Regions from separate parts of the Homo sapiens genome. Here region 2 is linked to region 1. A link is a loop called in an ENCODE intact Hi-C map of the cell type or tissue named here. Cell type or tissue: Caco-2. All regions are shown on one strand.

Region 1 (8,000 bases):
CAAGGTGTTATTAAAACAGATCTTTTGGGTTTTGAAGTCAAGTAATATCTTATATATAAATGTAAGCATTTTATATAAATATTAAATGAAGAAATTTTTAAAAATTCCATGGAAGACTGTTTCCTTGGAATATGTATAGTTATATGAAACAGACTGTTGCAAGGACAATCATAATTGAGAAACAAGGTAAAACAAGGTTAAACAATCTTTCCAAAAGCTACCAAATTTTTGGAAACCTTTAATTTATCACTTTATATTATAAATTTTTAAGAAGAAGGCATAATTTGCATAGTTTCTCCAACATATTTGAACACAGTATCTTTTGTTCACAGAATATATCAAAAGACTAATATTGCAAGAACCATTTGTTTTTTTTAATTGTGTTAGAGAATCCCAAAACAAGAGCACAAATAGATCTCTTTTAATTCCATAGAAACAGTGTTCTGTATCAAAATGTAATATCGCAACCCTACTTCCAACGGTGGCATATTTTGGTAACTGCTGTAGTGTGAACTATTGAACTATTTCTTCTGTGAATATGTGAATCTGGAAGGTCGTGCCATAGTGCCAGACTTTCTGGATCTTTATTTAATTCTTAATGTTGAAGGGCTTGATATCTATATTTATATCTTCAATTATGGTTATAGTCATATAGATATACTTGTCTCTACTGATCTCTTACACCTTTATGTGATTGTAAAAGAGAACGAGAGTGATTACGCATTCATTTATTCAGCAAGTTTTTATTTCACACTTACTAATTTCAAGACCTCGAGCCACAGTCTATGGAGCTCCTACCCTTAAGAAGCTTATGAATTTTTGAAATACATTATATAAGTATATAAATAAATAAAAATATAGGAAATTAACTATAGGTCTCATGTGAAAAATGTTGTAAAAATATCTTAGAGAAAGAAACGATGGCTTCTGGCTGTGGTTTTATGAAGCTTTTGTCGTGGATTCTATTGGGTAGATGAAATTTGAACACACAGAGATAGGATGGGTGGGTTATAACCCCAACCAAGATAAATGCCTGCATGGAAAAGAAAGAAACATGGGAAAGTATGCAGTATAATTTAGGTTGCTTAGAGTAGGAAGTGGACAGCTAGAACAAAAAGAGGAGGCGTACAGGGAAATTCATAATGGGCCTGATTGGCACGACCTTAAACGCCAGGCACAGAGTTAACAGGCACCCACCGACTCCTGCAGACTTTTTATTACAAGATGATATGACCTCAGCATGGTTTATAAAGAAGTATAGGTCTCAAAAAGTAGGATAGGTTACACTTGAAAGTCCTCTTCTTTCAGAAAGTGGAGACGAATGCAACAATAATTAAAATTTGCCACTGAGCTACAGCTACCATTAGCATTGTTGGGAAAATTCAAAAATGATTTCTAGCTCCAGACTCTTAACACTGAGCCACTGAGCAGTTCTGTTGGATGGTTGGATGCACAGCAATACTTTAGAGATATATGTCTCACTTTTCCCTCTTGGACACGACCTTCTGCATCAGGGCACATAAGTGCCCTGTCTTAAGCTGCATCACAAGGCATAGTCACTATAATCTGTCAGGGAAAAACAAATAGAGACTAAGCTGGAATTGGAAGCAGCATTGGAAGGGCTGCCACGTCTCCATCACAATATATTCAGTATCAATGCACAATATGCAGTGAAATCTAATATCAGCTCCCTATTCCCCCTTGTATAAAAAAATGGTGACAGTACTTTTTCATTATGGCTCAGAATCTTTTTTTCTGGACTCTTCTGGATGCCACTTCTTCCACACAAGATTAGAAATCTTTGCTTCTTCCCATGTTATTCTGTCCACCTTTTACTAAGAAAGGTTGTTCTCTTTAGAGTTTTAGCATTATTTTCTAGTTTTCTGCTTTAGTTTTTGTTTCAAGTTCAAATCTTTATCGCCTGATTTCAGCGGGGTTTTGCAACCTCCAATCTTTTCCACAGAAATATTTGCCACTGTTTTGTGTCATCAGCGGCAAGAGCTTTCACTCGTTGAGATGGGTCTTCTGCTTTTCCCAATAATGTGTACCTTGTAGGAATGAGAGGCAGCTGATACTCTTCTTCTGTAGAGGAAAATCACTACCTTATTGATATCGTAACAGAAAACTGATTCTTCTGCTGGGCTTGATGGTGCTTCCTCTACGACAATATTAAACACCTCCCTGACAACAGAAGCTCAGGGAATACTTTGACATTTGTGTTTGTTATTTGGTTTGTTTTGTTTTAATGCTTTATTCCATTTTACCCTCAGTGTTGGAATGGGAGAGAGAAGAGGTCAGATACAGCAAACAGAAGGAGATATAAATCTGAGTAGGAATGAGGCTCAATCTGAATTTGATGGATAGTCAATGAACAAATTCAGCAAGTATTCATGAAGATGTGTGGGCAGATGACCCACAGGCCCAGTCCAATTTGTCTAGATAGCATCCTACTGGGGAAGAGCTCAACTTTTTAAATACTCCAGGCTTCTCACCTTTAGCGTCTGGCGTATATAGATGAGAGGGCACGTAGGGATTAGGGATGGGGAGGAGACCAGGGAGGAAGAAGGTAAGGCATATATGTATAAAGGTTCTGGAATTAAAAGTAGGGAAGTTTATTGTGAAGCACTGAATCATGTTTCTAGCTAAAAGATCCAGAGCCTCCATCAGAATAGCCTAATAAAATAGATCTGATGGTTAAATGTAGGTGATACTTATGGCCATATCACTCACCCTGTATTCCCAAGGTTTTTATTGCACTAATAGTTTGAAACCACCAACGTTTGTGTTATCATGATGCTACCATAAGACTCTCTACCCCCTTGCAGTTCTATTTTTTAACATGATATTTGCAGTTGTTTCTCCCATGTTATTGAGAAAGTCAGTCAGTAGGCATCTCTGTGTCTGCAAATGTGTCTCTCCCCTTTGTGTAAAAGGTTAGTGAACCTCAACTAGTACAAGGTTCACATTTTTTGAAGAAATATCAGTGTGTTTGCCTTTCCATTAGAGGGTCACTTAGAGAAACTCTATGTACATAGTGCATTCTTGGTCACTTGCCTCAGTCCCATTAATTATTTCTAAGCTAGTGGTGTCATGGGATCCCTACAGTGTAGCTCCTCCAGCTGGAAGTTTCTGTGGCTGTTGCCACCTTTGCCCAAGTTTTGCTTGGGCCTGCTGGGCTTATTCTGCCCACTCAGCCTGTCAGGCTGCACTTGGCTCATGCTACCAGCCCAGATGCCACACTGCCAAGGGTGTGGAGTGGCAAGGGGTGTGTGAATGAGAGAGCATGGGATCCAGCCATTGTGCACACGGTGGCACACCAGTTGCTGTGGAAGGGTAGGCAGCTCCAGGCACCAGCATAGGCATCAGCTCTGTGCAAGGCTGTGGTTTGACCAGGTGTAACACAAGCAGCTTCCACTGCGGGCAGTGGGGAATGCAATGGTGCCTGGAAGCTTGGAGACACCAGGAACCACAGAGCCCCAAAGGGGGTGTCACACCCTGGCTCAAGGAGCCCTTAAGTCTGGCCTCCCTGAAAGGCCAGAGCTCTTCTCTCCTTGTCACTTGCAATGTGGCAAGCACAGGCAGCAGGGGTGGGGAGTGTTGGGCATGTTTCAGCCCTGTTTGCATTACATACATGTCTTTCAGTTCCACCATTCAGCAGGTGTTGAGATCTTCTCCCATGTCAGGGAAGAATGAGGTATGCAGACAACTAGAGGGTGAGCAAGGTGGAGAGGTACTTTATTGAGCACCTCAGTATAGCCCTCAGGAGACTCAGAGTGGGTAGCTCCTTTCCACAGGCAGATCATCCCAATGTCTGCAGCCCTCAGTGGAGAGGAGACCCGGAGTGGGTAGCTCCTATCTGTAGGCAGGCCGCCTGACTCTACCTGAGTCTGACTGAGTCCGGGGGTTTTTATGGGGTTCAGAAGGGAGGAAGTCTGTGTTAATTGGTCCATGGGTGGCCACAGGCAGGCCCAGTAAAAGAACCATAAGTTCTCACTTGGAGCCACGACTCCACTGGGAACATGGGGGACAGCCTGGCAGGGATGCCGGTGTTTGCAGCCGTGGCTGGGTGGCTGCAGCTGTGCCCAGGAGGATGGGGCTCCCATCCCACAAACTCAGAAGGCTTAGGTGGTGATCCCACAATCTCCGTGGAGCATGCAGCCCTGGTGGCACCTTCCCTGCTGCAGCTGCTATCTTCACAGCTACCGCTACAGACAGGCTGCTGCTGCAATCTGTGGAAATTTCAGAAACAGGAAAATCACCTGCTCTCTCAAAAAACAGGATGCTCATCTGTCATTTTCAAGTGTTTTAAATTTTTGATTCAGAAGAATAAAGCTACATTTTCAAATGAAATGTGCAAGCCAATTTCATCCTTTTGAAAGAGAAAGGAATTAGTTAAGGTGCTTAATAGTAATGTAACAGAGAGCAATGGCCTGAGACTGAAAAAAGTAGCGATTTAAATTGGACATTAAGAACATTTCACTTAAAGCAAGGCCAATTATACAGTGAAATAACTTCCTAAGGGAGAAACAGTGAGATGCCATTAAAAGAGTTGTTAAAAGGAACATAGATAAAAAACACTTGCAGCTGAATCTGCTGAAGGATCATTTTATGATTTATTGCCTTGCTATGCCTATATGTCTTTCTCACTGGAGATTTACCTGGCTTGGTTAGCTTCCTTTACATGCTGGCAAGACTCATATTGTACCAGAGGACTAGGATGTCTGTATTCCATTTTTCTTTATGCAAAATGTAAAGCTCTAAATGAATTTGGTGAAAGAGGCAAGTGGAATGTAGGGAGCTAGTGTTGTGAAAAATCTACATTGTGTTAGTGCCCTAGGGTTATTTTTGGCATACACATGCATATGCACACACAGACACATATATACACACAAACAAACATGTATGTCTATTTAATGTCTAATTCTGTTGAGTATTTATCTATATATTATTAAATTTTATTTAAACTTTCTTCAAGAAATTAATTGATGGTTTTTTTTCAAATTGGTGGCTCTTCATCAGTCTGTATTCCTGGGCTTGGGGACGCATACATAACAAGGATATGATGTGGATTCCTCCACACTGCCATATTGCTATACCTACAACACGGGATATAAAAAGCATCCTTTAACTTATGTAAGAAGTCCTGAATTTGAATACCATCCCCCACCACCACCACATACACACACTCAAACACTCGCTGTGGAATTTGTGCAAGCTCCTTAACCTTCTGCGATTTTACATTCTACATTTGTGAAAGGAAAAGAAAAATGCCATATTGGCTAAGCAGTGTTCATTTATAGAGGTTAAGCCAATTTTTATTATACTTTTGTATATTGTTCTAAATGAACCAAAAGGCTGACATATTGACCTGAAAGATTCCCTGAAATTCTTACTATTAATGTACTTCCTGGAAACCTATACATTTTTAGTGGATATTTTGAGTTTTCTCTTATGCTGTCTTAAAGTGCCTTCACAAAGGAATTCCTCTTTGGAGACTTCTGTTAAGATCAGGCTGTTTCCCAACTCATTCAGGAGAAGGGGCATGCCTGACCCTCACTCAGCCTCCGTTGGTTCTCACCACTTTCCTTTCACTACAACTGCATTCGAAACCCCATCTTCCTGACTGTGGGGTCCATCTTCTTTCTTTAGACAGGTTATTCAGTCTTTGGGTCATTATCTACTAATCTCCAAAGTAGAGATAATGACTCCTCCATCACTTGATGGCTTTAGGAACAAAGTGAGATTTCAGATAGGAAGCTCTGTCTAAGCATCCATCCCTGGAGTTTCCAGTGCAGTACCATGTCCCTAAATGCTCTGATCAATTGTGAAATTTCGGTGATTCATGTCCAGTAAATGGAGTGGGTGGTAGGGAATGAGACTTTACGATTTCATGTATTTAGGAAGATCTAAAAGTGTCTCTGATGATCAGTTAGATTAGGGTTAGATGACCTTTGAGATCCATGACAGCTCTAAGAGACACTAATGACCTATGTAGACTATTTCTAGATCATGATACACAAAATCCAATTCATCTAGGTTATTCAGGGCAATAAGGGTGTTTAGGGTAATTTTCTGAGTGTAATAAGGGATACTCAAGGCCATGGAGATTTTTTTTCTTTTAGAAGGTACAAAGCTTTCAGGGACAGATAGAATTTGGAGAGATCTGCAAAAAATTTAGTCATCCTTTACAGAATTTATTTAAAAAATTAATATTACTGTCCACCTGCAGGCCTTATACTATAAGGAATAACAACATTTGTATAGTAGTCATTGTGCTTCAGAGGGTGATGCAACAAGCATGAAGGTGAGGGTGATGTGTGTCGATGTTTTAATTAAAGGCAAACTAGGCAGAAAGCCTGCTTTGTCCAGGCTGCCAGGAATGACCAGCCCTTCTTGTCCAGTGCATGTTTTTCCTAGGCATTGTATCCTTGGAGATGAAGTCAATGACAGAAGACAAGGGGAAATAATTTTTATCTTCTATTTTTTTCTGAATTATTTTGCTATTTTGAAATTAAGGCTTCTTGATGTATTTATTAAATATATGTTCATGTTATACAAATTAATTTTGTTGTGGTCTCCAAGGAGCCTTTCTTACATTTCAGAATCTAAATCTGAATTTTTCTGTGTTTTCTGTTTCTCTGAAAAAATATAATATCTCTATATTTATTGAACGGGCAGGAAAACAATTGTGATTCAATGTTTGCCTGTGGCTGTAATTTATCATTCCTTTTTCTGAAATTAAACAAATGGTTCTCCAATTAATGCCTTTATACCTGTCTTCATAGAAAATTACTCTCAGAGCAAAACACAGGAATAATTTATTTTCACCTAGGAAATAGCATTCTTCTCTCTAATAGACAATAATGTCTTTGAAATTCATTATTTTTACCTTTTCACCCTGGCTGCTAGGAAGCTTGTAGCTAGTTTTTGCTCTTTAAAGCTTTCCTCATCAATAAAATGTTAACAGAGTTTAGCCTTTGTTCCACTATTGCTAATCAGGGTATATTTTCCTTATGGTATAAATTGTTTCTATTCTCACTAAGATGTTTTATTTAGTAAGATATACTTCATAAACTTTTTAGGTATAGGTGAAGGTATTTATTAAATCAATCAATCTTTATCTCACACCATACACAGAATTCAATGACAGATGTATTGTAAATGTACTTGTAAATGTTGAAGCTATAAAGCCTTTAGAATAAAACAGAATCATATTTTTATGGCCTCGAAGTAATCAGAGATTTCTTAAAGAGAAAAAAAAAAGCTAATGATAAAGGAAAAGATTATAACTTAAACTTTTTAAAATGAATAATTTCTTTTCATCAAAAGTCCACTAATAAAATACTGAAAAAGGAGGCACAAAATAAGTTAATCTATGTATAATCCATGTAAATTGCAAGTCACCGGTACAAGACATATAGAAAATACAAATATTTCTAAAATCCATAAGAATAAAACAGTAAAGTCAATAAAATAATGAGCAATAGAAGTTGAATATGTACTTCAAAAAAGATGAAGCTTTCCAATAAATATGGAAAAAGATGTGCAACCTAATTATCCGTTATGGAAATGCAATTTAAAACCATATGAAATATTACTATCTAGCCACCAAAATAGCTAACATGAAAAAAAAAGGAAAATATCAAGTGCTAGAAGGGGGTGGAGCACTGAAAACTCTCATGCATTGCTGGTGGGAGTAAAAATTGGTAGTCATTTTGGAAAACTGTATGGTAGTATCCATTAACATTAAATGTAGGCATAACCCTCTATTTGTATATTCAACAAAAATAATGCATACACTAAACAAAATATGTGTTCAAGAATGTTTACAGCAGCACCATGTGTAACAGCAAAAAAAAAAATTAGAAATGACTGAAAGTTCATTAACATAGAATGGATAAATATCTTGTGGTATTTATTGAAATATCACAAATTCCATAAGTTATACAATAGAAAATTATATATCAATGAGGATAAATCAATTAGTGCTACCTGCAAAA
Region 2 (8,000 bases), 110 kb after region 1:
TTCCCCACAAGAGATAGCTTTGCAGGGCCATTTCAAAATATATCAAAGAAATATACTTTGGGGTAAAATACTTTGATTTCTTTCAGGCCATGCTGTCATGTGATGCTATACTACCATCAGGTTGGAATTTGGTCTCTTATTGCTACAAAGAATCTGTTTAGTCAGTCTTAAGATCTGTTTTAATGTTAATTCTGGTCAGTTGTGCCTGAATTCCAAAGAGAGGGGCATTCAATAAGGCATGTCTGACTTCTCCTTCCCATCAGGGCCTGAACTAGTTTTTCGAATTTACTTTGTAATCCCCTTGACCAAGGGTAGGGGCCCATTCAGTTGGTTGGGGGACTAAGAATTTTATTTTTGGTTTACAGCAGCCAGGAGAAGTAGGCAGCAAGGGAAAGAGTGGAGAAGAGAGGAAGAGGTAATACACCTAACATTTATTCAGTGCTTACCATAGTGTCAGGCGTTATTTAAAATGCCAGAAGCAGAGAGTACACAATTAGCCAACAACATTCTTGCACCTACCTGGATTAGACTTGGTTATCTGTTGCAATAATTACCTGGCACAGGTGGTTTGGTTTATAGGAGGACCTGCAGTGGTAACACGGATAGCCATTATTTTCCATGACTTCATATCCTCTTGATTCACTGCTTACCACTGGTGTTTCTCCTTCCCTTTGTTTTCAGTTCTTTAGTTTGATTGTGGATTCCTAAACCAAAATTACTAACCTTTTGATTTTCTCTAAATATGTTCCCTTTTTGACTGGAAATACTGTCAATACTTAAACAGGACATCTAATGATGATTCACAGATCTTTAACATTCTCCCTAATCAACTGCATGTCATAATCACTACTTGGATGTCCCCTTATCACTTAAACTTACCATGGTCATCCTTGTCACTTTCAAAGCAACTTCTCAAGACATTAACGTAATTAACGTAATTATACATTTTAGAGAGTTATTTTAGACATTATTAATTTGTTCATTTTTTATTTGCAAACTGATTGATTCTAGGTTTCATGTCTTTTTCTACATGGTTGTTTAGAACACCTAGCACAGTGCTTGGCACATGGAGGGACTCATCACAGAATCAGTTTATTGAAGCAAACTCAGTAATAAGTAAATATGAAGCAACTGAGTGTCTACAAAAACATAATTTAGTTAAAATATTTGAAGCTGTTCATAAAACATCTCTAGCAATAGTTTCAACCCTGGAATCTGTGTGTTCATAAATTATTTTCAAAATTTCAAGGAACATAAAATGTACCATATATTTTGTTGAGAAAAATTATATACTTACTTTACAGGAAGGGAGTCTTGATCCAGACCCCAAGAGAGGGTTCTTGGATCTCACACAAGAAAGAATTCAGGCCAAGTCCATACAGTAAAGTGAAAGCAAGTTTATTAGGAGAGTGAAGGAATAAAAGAACAGCTATTCCATAGACAGAGCAGCCCCAAGGGCTGCTGGTTGTTCATTTCTATGATTATTTCTTTATGACCCCAATGGCTGCTGGTTGTCCATTTTTATGGTTATTTCTTGAGCAAATGCTAAACGAGGGGTGGTTTATTCATGCCTCCCCCTTTTAGACCATAAGTGGTAACTTCCTGATGTTGCCATGGCATCTGTAAACTGTCATGGCACTGGTGGGTGTATAGCTGTGAGGATAAACTGAGGTCACTCTTGTGGCCATCTTGGTTTTGGTGGGTTTGGGCCGTCTTTGTTACTGTGACTTGTTTTATCAGCAAGGTTTTTATGACCTGCATTTTGTGCTGACCTACTATCTCATCCCATGACTTGGAATGCCTTAACCATCTGGGAATGCAGCCCAGTAGGTTTCAGCCTCATTTTACCTAACTACTATTTAAGATGGAGTTGCTCAGGTTCACACACGTCTGACACCTACACATATATGGAATAACACAGAGATTTCAATAGTAGTGCCATTTAAAGCACCAAACAGAAACCACAAAATTTTTATTAATTAGGGCTAGTAAAAGAAAATGTGATACATCAATAAAACAGCATACCACATTAAATACTACGTGTATGTCTTTGTTCAAGAGAAAATCATAAGGTACAGAACATTGTGTGAATATTATTGTTCCGCTTGGATTTACTGGAAGAATGTATACTGTACATGAAACTGGGAGATTAGGATTATAGCTAGTGTTAGGGTTAGTGTTTGGGGCAGAAGCTCGAAAGTCAAGCTTACAAGGAAGACTAAGTTTTCACTGTATATTCTTTATAATATTTAAATTTTTACCAGATGCTTACATTAGCTTTTTTTTAAAGAAAAGATAACATCTCCAGATGATTTAGACAAAAGACAAGACATGTAAAAATTGCAGAGAAATCTGAGACAAGGCTTAATATTCAAATAAAACCAGAATGAATTTCAGAATATTCCTTCCAAAGCATTCTTCTTTTAAGATATGACATTATAGCTCAAGGGATCAGAGTCAATATTCTTGGATAGCTAGAACTTTTTGTAATGACTTTCCTGTTCTTTTTGTTCCAAGAGTATCACCTTCATTTAGTATATACCTGAAAGAGTCAGGAAAACTTACTTGGTGCTAGTTAGTTGCAGGTTTTGGCAGCCAAGGCTGTAGATAAGCAAAGGGGAATCTTTCAAATTTCTCATTTATGATATTTAAAAACACATTTAATCTGTGTGAGCAGGTTTAGAAGTACTGTAAATCATTTTGTGTGAATTGTAATGATAAATTATAGACTGAAGAACGCCCTGAGAGTAGGTATGATGTTTCGTATGCCTGAATGGTCTTGGACTGGGACATTGCCCAAGTCCCAAAGTACATTGGCTTCCTTATAAAAGTATTTCCAACTGTTTTAGCTAACTCTTCTTTCTGTCCTCAAAGTTACCAAAGAACACAGAAATTATGCAAAAGTGGGTTCTAATACAGTTTTACTTTTATATAGATAAGGCATATAATCCCACTAAAATTTGTTATATACAAATGAGTCAAAGATGACTTTTGTGAATTGGCCCCTAGGTTGCTTACTTCTTCAGTATAACTGAAATTTTTATATAGCAGATGGTTTTAAACATAGCCCAAACAAGCACATTTTAGCCATTTAGAACCTGACTGCTTTGCATACGATGGTAAAAATCTGGTAGCCATAGATGAGAATAATTTCTGGTGCTGTTGAGCAGACATCACTCAGATAGGTAAGCCTCCTTTCTGATCTTCCTCTCCCCAGGAATTCCCTTTCCCTCTTCCTCTTCTGAGTAGAAACCCCCACTGCCTCTAGCCTCTGGCCAGATGCCTGCTATGAAGGACTTGCCTGCATGCAAACCTGTCAAAGCAACACTCAATAAAGCTTGTGTGCGCTACTGCCACCTCGTGGTCGATTATTTTCCTTACTTAGCCCCCAAATCCCTTGAATTGTAGCTCCTCCAAATTGAAATGATTTTTTTTTGAATTATAGTAATATAACTTCGAGATAATTACCTAGTTCTGATTAGAAGATGCAATTTGTAGGGTGAAAATAAATTGTTGTTAACTTGCCTTGGAGAAAAAAACTGAATTGCATGGGTTATCACTACAAAGAGGTTGAACTTTCTCATTTCTAATTTACAGTCTGAAGATAATGAGCTATTGTTAGGTTATGTAGTCGACTTAAGGTCACATAATTAATGACCTCTTAGGTTTTGAACTTAGGATATTGTTTAAAGAAAAAGCTTAGACTAATAAAATTTAACAGAATTTAACTGAGCAAAGACTGATTCGTAGAATCGGGCAGCACCCAGAACCAGAATACGTTTAGAGTGGCCCCAGGGCTGTCACGTGGTCAGACAACTTTTAGGGACAGATAAAGAACAGTGATTTACAGAAAATGGAAATGAGCTACAGAAACAGCTGGATGGGTTACAGTTGAGCCTTCAGTTAATTTGAATCTGCCTTCAACAGTTGATTGCTGGTGATGGGCTGAGACTGTTTCTTTTTAATAGAGTAGGTTACTGTCTGTTTACACATCAGATGAGGTTACAGTTAAATATGTTGGATGAAACCTTTAAGTTTGATATTTCCTTTTTCCAAATTGTCTGTCTTTTCTTCTTTTACAAAGTAATAAGGTTTATCTTCTTTTTCTATCTTCTCTTAATTTTTTAAATTGATGGAATTTGAGTTTTTACTTCAAATTTCAGCTATTATAAACAAATAATTTTGTGTTTTGTGCTGTATTGGCCCGTTCTCACACTGCTATAAAGAAATACCTGAGACTGGATAATTTATAAAGGAAAGAAGTTTAATTGACTCACAGCTCCACATGGCTGCAGAGGCCTCAGGAAACTTACAGTCATGGCGGGGAGGCAAAGGAGAAGCAAGTACTTTTTTAACAAGGTGGCAGGAGAGGGTGAAGAGGGAAGAGGCCATTATAAAACCATCAGGTCTCATGAGAACTCACTCACTATCAGGAGAACAGCATGAGGGAAACTGCCCCCCATGAGCCAATCACCTCCCACCAGGTCCCTCCCGCAACACGTGGGGATTACAATTCCTATTGCAATTTGAGATGAGATTCTGATGAGGACACAGCCAAACCATATTTTGTGCATTAAACAATCTTACGCATTTAACCTTACACTTATGTGATTATTTATGTATCTTTCAAAAGTCTTGGTTGCAAGTAACAGAAACCAAACCTGGTTACCTTAAAAAGTAAAAAAGAGTGCATCGAGGGGCCGTATTTTCCTCATGGAGATGAATGGAACCTGGGAGAGAACTTTGAAGATAAGTAGGAATCAATTAAACTCCAGAGGGCTGGGCAGCAGGAATGCTAGGGAAGGGTTTCAGCACAACAATTCATTCATTAAAGTCATTACAATGAAACAAAACATCTCTAAACTGCCTTACCACCCTGTGACATCAACTTGAGGAGATAAAGTTATGGGAGCCAGCTCCTGATTGGCAGAAGTCACTTGTTTTCTGAGTGAGGAGAGGATGCATGCGACCACTTCAGCTTCCATAGAGGACAGTTGCTTCTACCTGACAGGTATCTCCAAATCACATAGGTGAAAAGAGTGCACTCATTATGGGTTTAAATTGCATTTTAGGAAATTTGAAAATTTTGAGTTAAGATAAGAATGTTTTAAAAATAAAATCCATTTGACTTCCCATTTTCTATTAGGGTATGAGTCATTTTCTTACTAATTAGTAAGAGTTATTTCTATAATAAGACAATTAGTTCTCTGTTACAGGTAATTAAAATATTAAAAATTGATTTGACTTTTTATTATATATTTTAATATGCATATGTATCATTTTCTTTTCCTTCTATGCACTATTTTGCTAGTCTTACAAAGTCATCTCCAACTGCAAGATTATTGTCATAAAAACAAAGCAAAAGCCTCTTGTTCTTATTTTAAAAACTTCCATGGTTTTGTTTTCAGTATCTAAAAATTCTACCCATTACCTGGAATTTATTTTAATACTAGAAATAAAGCAGCATTCAAGCTTTATTAATTTTAAAAAATTGATTTGTTGGTTGCCTCTTGTCTCAAATGACTAAAATGCTATCTGCATCATAAAATTAATTCTTACATATATTTAGCTTTACTTTTGGACAATGCATTATTTTCTGTATATTTTAATTATTGTATACTTATATATGTTTTAAAATCTGATTGGACTAGTTCCTCTTCCTTATTCTTACTTTTCAGAACTTTCCGAGAACTGTTTCTACTTATTTTTACATATTAATTCTAAATGTAGCTCTACTGATTTCTTAAAAAATATTTTGGTTTGGGGACATTTTACATTTATGTATTATGGAGAATGGATATCTATAAAATATTGAAACTTTCAAGGAAAGAAGCATTTTATTTTTTTTACATGCTTTTGTTTATTTTTTAACCAACCAAAATTCTGATAACCTCATATCCATTGTATGGACATAGCACACTTTGATTATCCCTTCATCAGTTGATGGACATTTGGGTTGTTTCCATATTCTGGCTATTAATAAAAATGCTGCCATGGACATTCATGTACAGGTTTTTGTGTAGACATATGTCATTTCTTGGGTATAGATCTAGAAGTGAAATTGCTGGGTCATATGATAACTTTATGTTTAATATTTTGAGGATCGTCAAACAGTTTTCCAAAGTGGCTCTACCATTTGACAGGCTAATCAGCAATATATGAGACTTCCAGTTTATCTACATCCTTGCCAAGATGTTTTATTATAGTCATACTAAATAGTAAATGTGAAGTGGTATCTCAAGCTGGTTTTGATTTGCATTTTCCTAATGACTAATAATGTTGAGAATCTTCTCATGTGTTTGTTGTGCATGTGTATATTTTCTTTGAAAAAAACATTCAGATTATTTGCTTATTTTTAAAACAGATTATGTTTTCCTTCTTTTATTGAATTATAAAAGTTCTTTACATATTCTTGATAGAAGTCTCTTATCAGATATGTAATGTGCAAATACTTTCTCCTTGTGTATATATGTCCATGGATTGTCTCTTCACTTTTGCATGGTGTCCTTTACAACATTATCTGATTTTGAGAAACTCAAATATTCCCATTTTTCTTTTGACACTTGTACTTTTGTGCCAAGAGCCAAGGCCCTAATCCAAGATGATGAAGTTTTACCACAATTTTTAAAATAGTTTTACTGTTTTAGCCTTTCATTTGTGACAATGATGCACTTTGAGATAATTAACTTTTCTGTATTGTATAAAGGAAGGATTCAACTTCATTCTTTGCATGTGAATATCCAGTGATCTCAGGACCACTTGTTTATATTATTATTTTGATGTAATAGTGAATTCTCTTTTAAAATAAATTGTTTTCCTCAATATTCAAAAATTAGATTGTTCTATGTTTTAGATATTATTATTAATGCTATGTAGAATTTATACAAGATGTTTGTAAACTTTTATCTCTGGCAAAGTTTAAATTTCATTAGATATATATTATATTAAAAATTGGAAGAAATTGTCTGGGACTAGTGTTTAATTGGTCTAATAGATTATTGCTACATTTTTGAACATCCTCTGTATAATGATTTGCAAGGATTTTTCATTTATTCTTAGGTAAGTTTGGGTAACTTTCATTTTTCTAGTAAAGAATAATTAATTTGTATGCTTAAATTTCCAAGTGGTAAAATTTTTTCTTCCATGTTTGATTTAATGTTTAGCTTTCCAGCATTGTGATCTAAATAATATTTTCTGCATTGTTATGTCAGATTTCATTTTTGCATAATAGTCAAATTTTGTACATTTTTCATAATATTTGAAAAGGAAGTAGATTCCCTTCTTTTACATTATAACAGCTAGTAAAAACACCCACTGTACTTATTTTATTGAATTTGTGATTTATACTTTTATAGCCTAACTTATTTTCATTCTGCCTGATCTATCATGAACCAGGAGATATAAATGGGGTTGCCTACTACTATGTCTTGCTTAATTTCTCTCCTTGGATTTTGCTGGAGATTTTGCTTTATGCATTTTCATTTTTAAAAATTTCGATGCGGCCTGACACGGTGGCTCACGCCTGTAATCCTAGCACTTTGGGAGGCCGAGGCAGGCAGATCACAAGGTCAGTAGATCAAGACCATCTTGGCTAACACAGTGAAACCTCGTTTCTACTAAAAATACAAAAAAAATTAGCCAGGCCTAGTGGCATATGCCTGTAGTGGTGGCACACACCTGTAGTCCCAGCTACTCGGGAGGCTGAGGCAGGAGAATCGCTTGAACCCAGGAGGCAGAGGTTGCAGTGAGTTGAGATCACGCCACTGCACTGCAGCCTGGGCAACAGAGTGAGACTCCATCTCAAAAAAGAAAAATTGGATGCACAGAAATTTATGAAAGTTTAGATATTCTTTGTAATCATGACTTCATTGTTTCATGTTCTTGCTGTTGCTGTTCCACAGTTTGAAGCTTGATTTTAACCATGTCAAATATTAGTATCTCAATATTTTCTTTCTCTTAATTTGCATTTGCCTATTTTTTACCAATCATTTTATTTTTTA

Evidence for each region. A loop is a pair of places that touch in the nucleus more often than their neighbours do. Peaks named below come from ENCODE experiments on the same cell type or tissue, not always from the same donor. Only the 100,000 strongest peaks of a DNase experiment are listed, where the experiment ranks them.
Region 2: it touches region 1 in a loop (2.5-fold over the local background); 2 of 110 quality-filtered maps call a loop at or near these places.

What each region holds. Positions count from the first base shown.
Region 1 is chr3:35,798,065-35,806,064 of GRCh38, forward strand. No RefSeq gene overlaps it. Among named protein-coding and RNA genes, the nearest start is that of MIR128-2, 58 kb to the left of the region's middle. In Caco-2, no CTCF peak of the experiment used is centred here; a DNase peak (open chromatin) is centred at 3,117.
Region 2 is chr3:35,905,221-35,913,220 of GRCh38, forward strand. No RefSeq gene overlaps it. Among named protein-coding and RNA genes, the nearest start is that of MIR128-2, 160 kb to the left of the region's middle. In Caco-2, a CTCF peak has its summit at 3,360 (motif pointing left); a DNase peak (open chromatin) is centred at 3,321.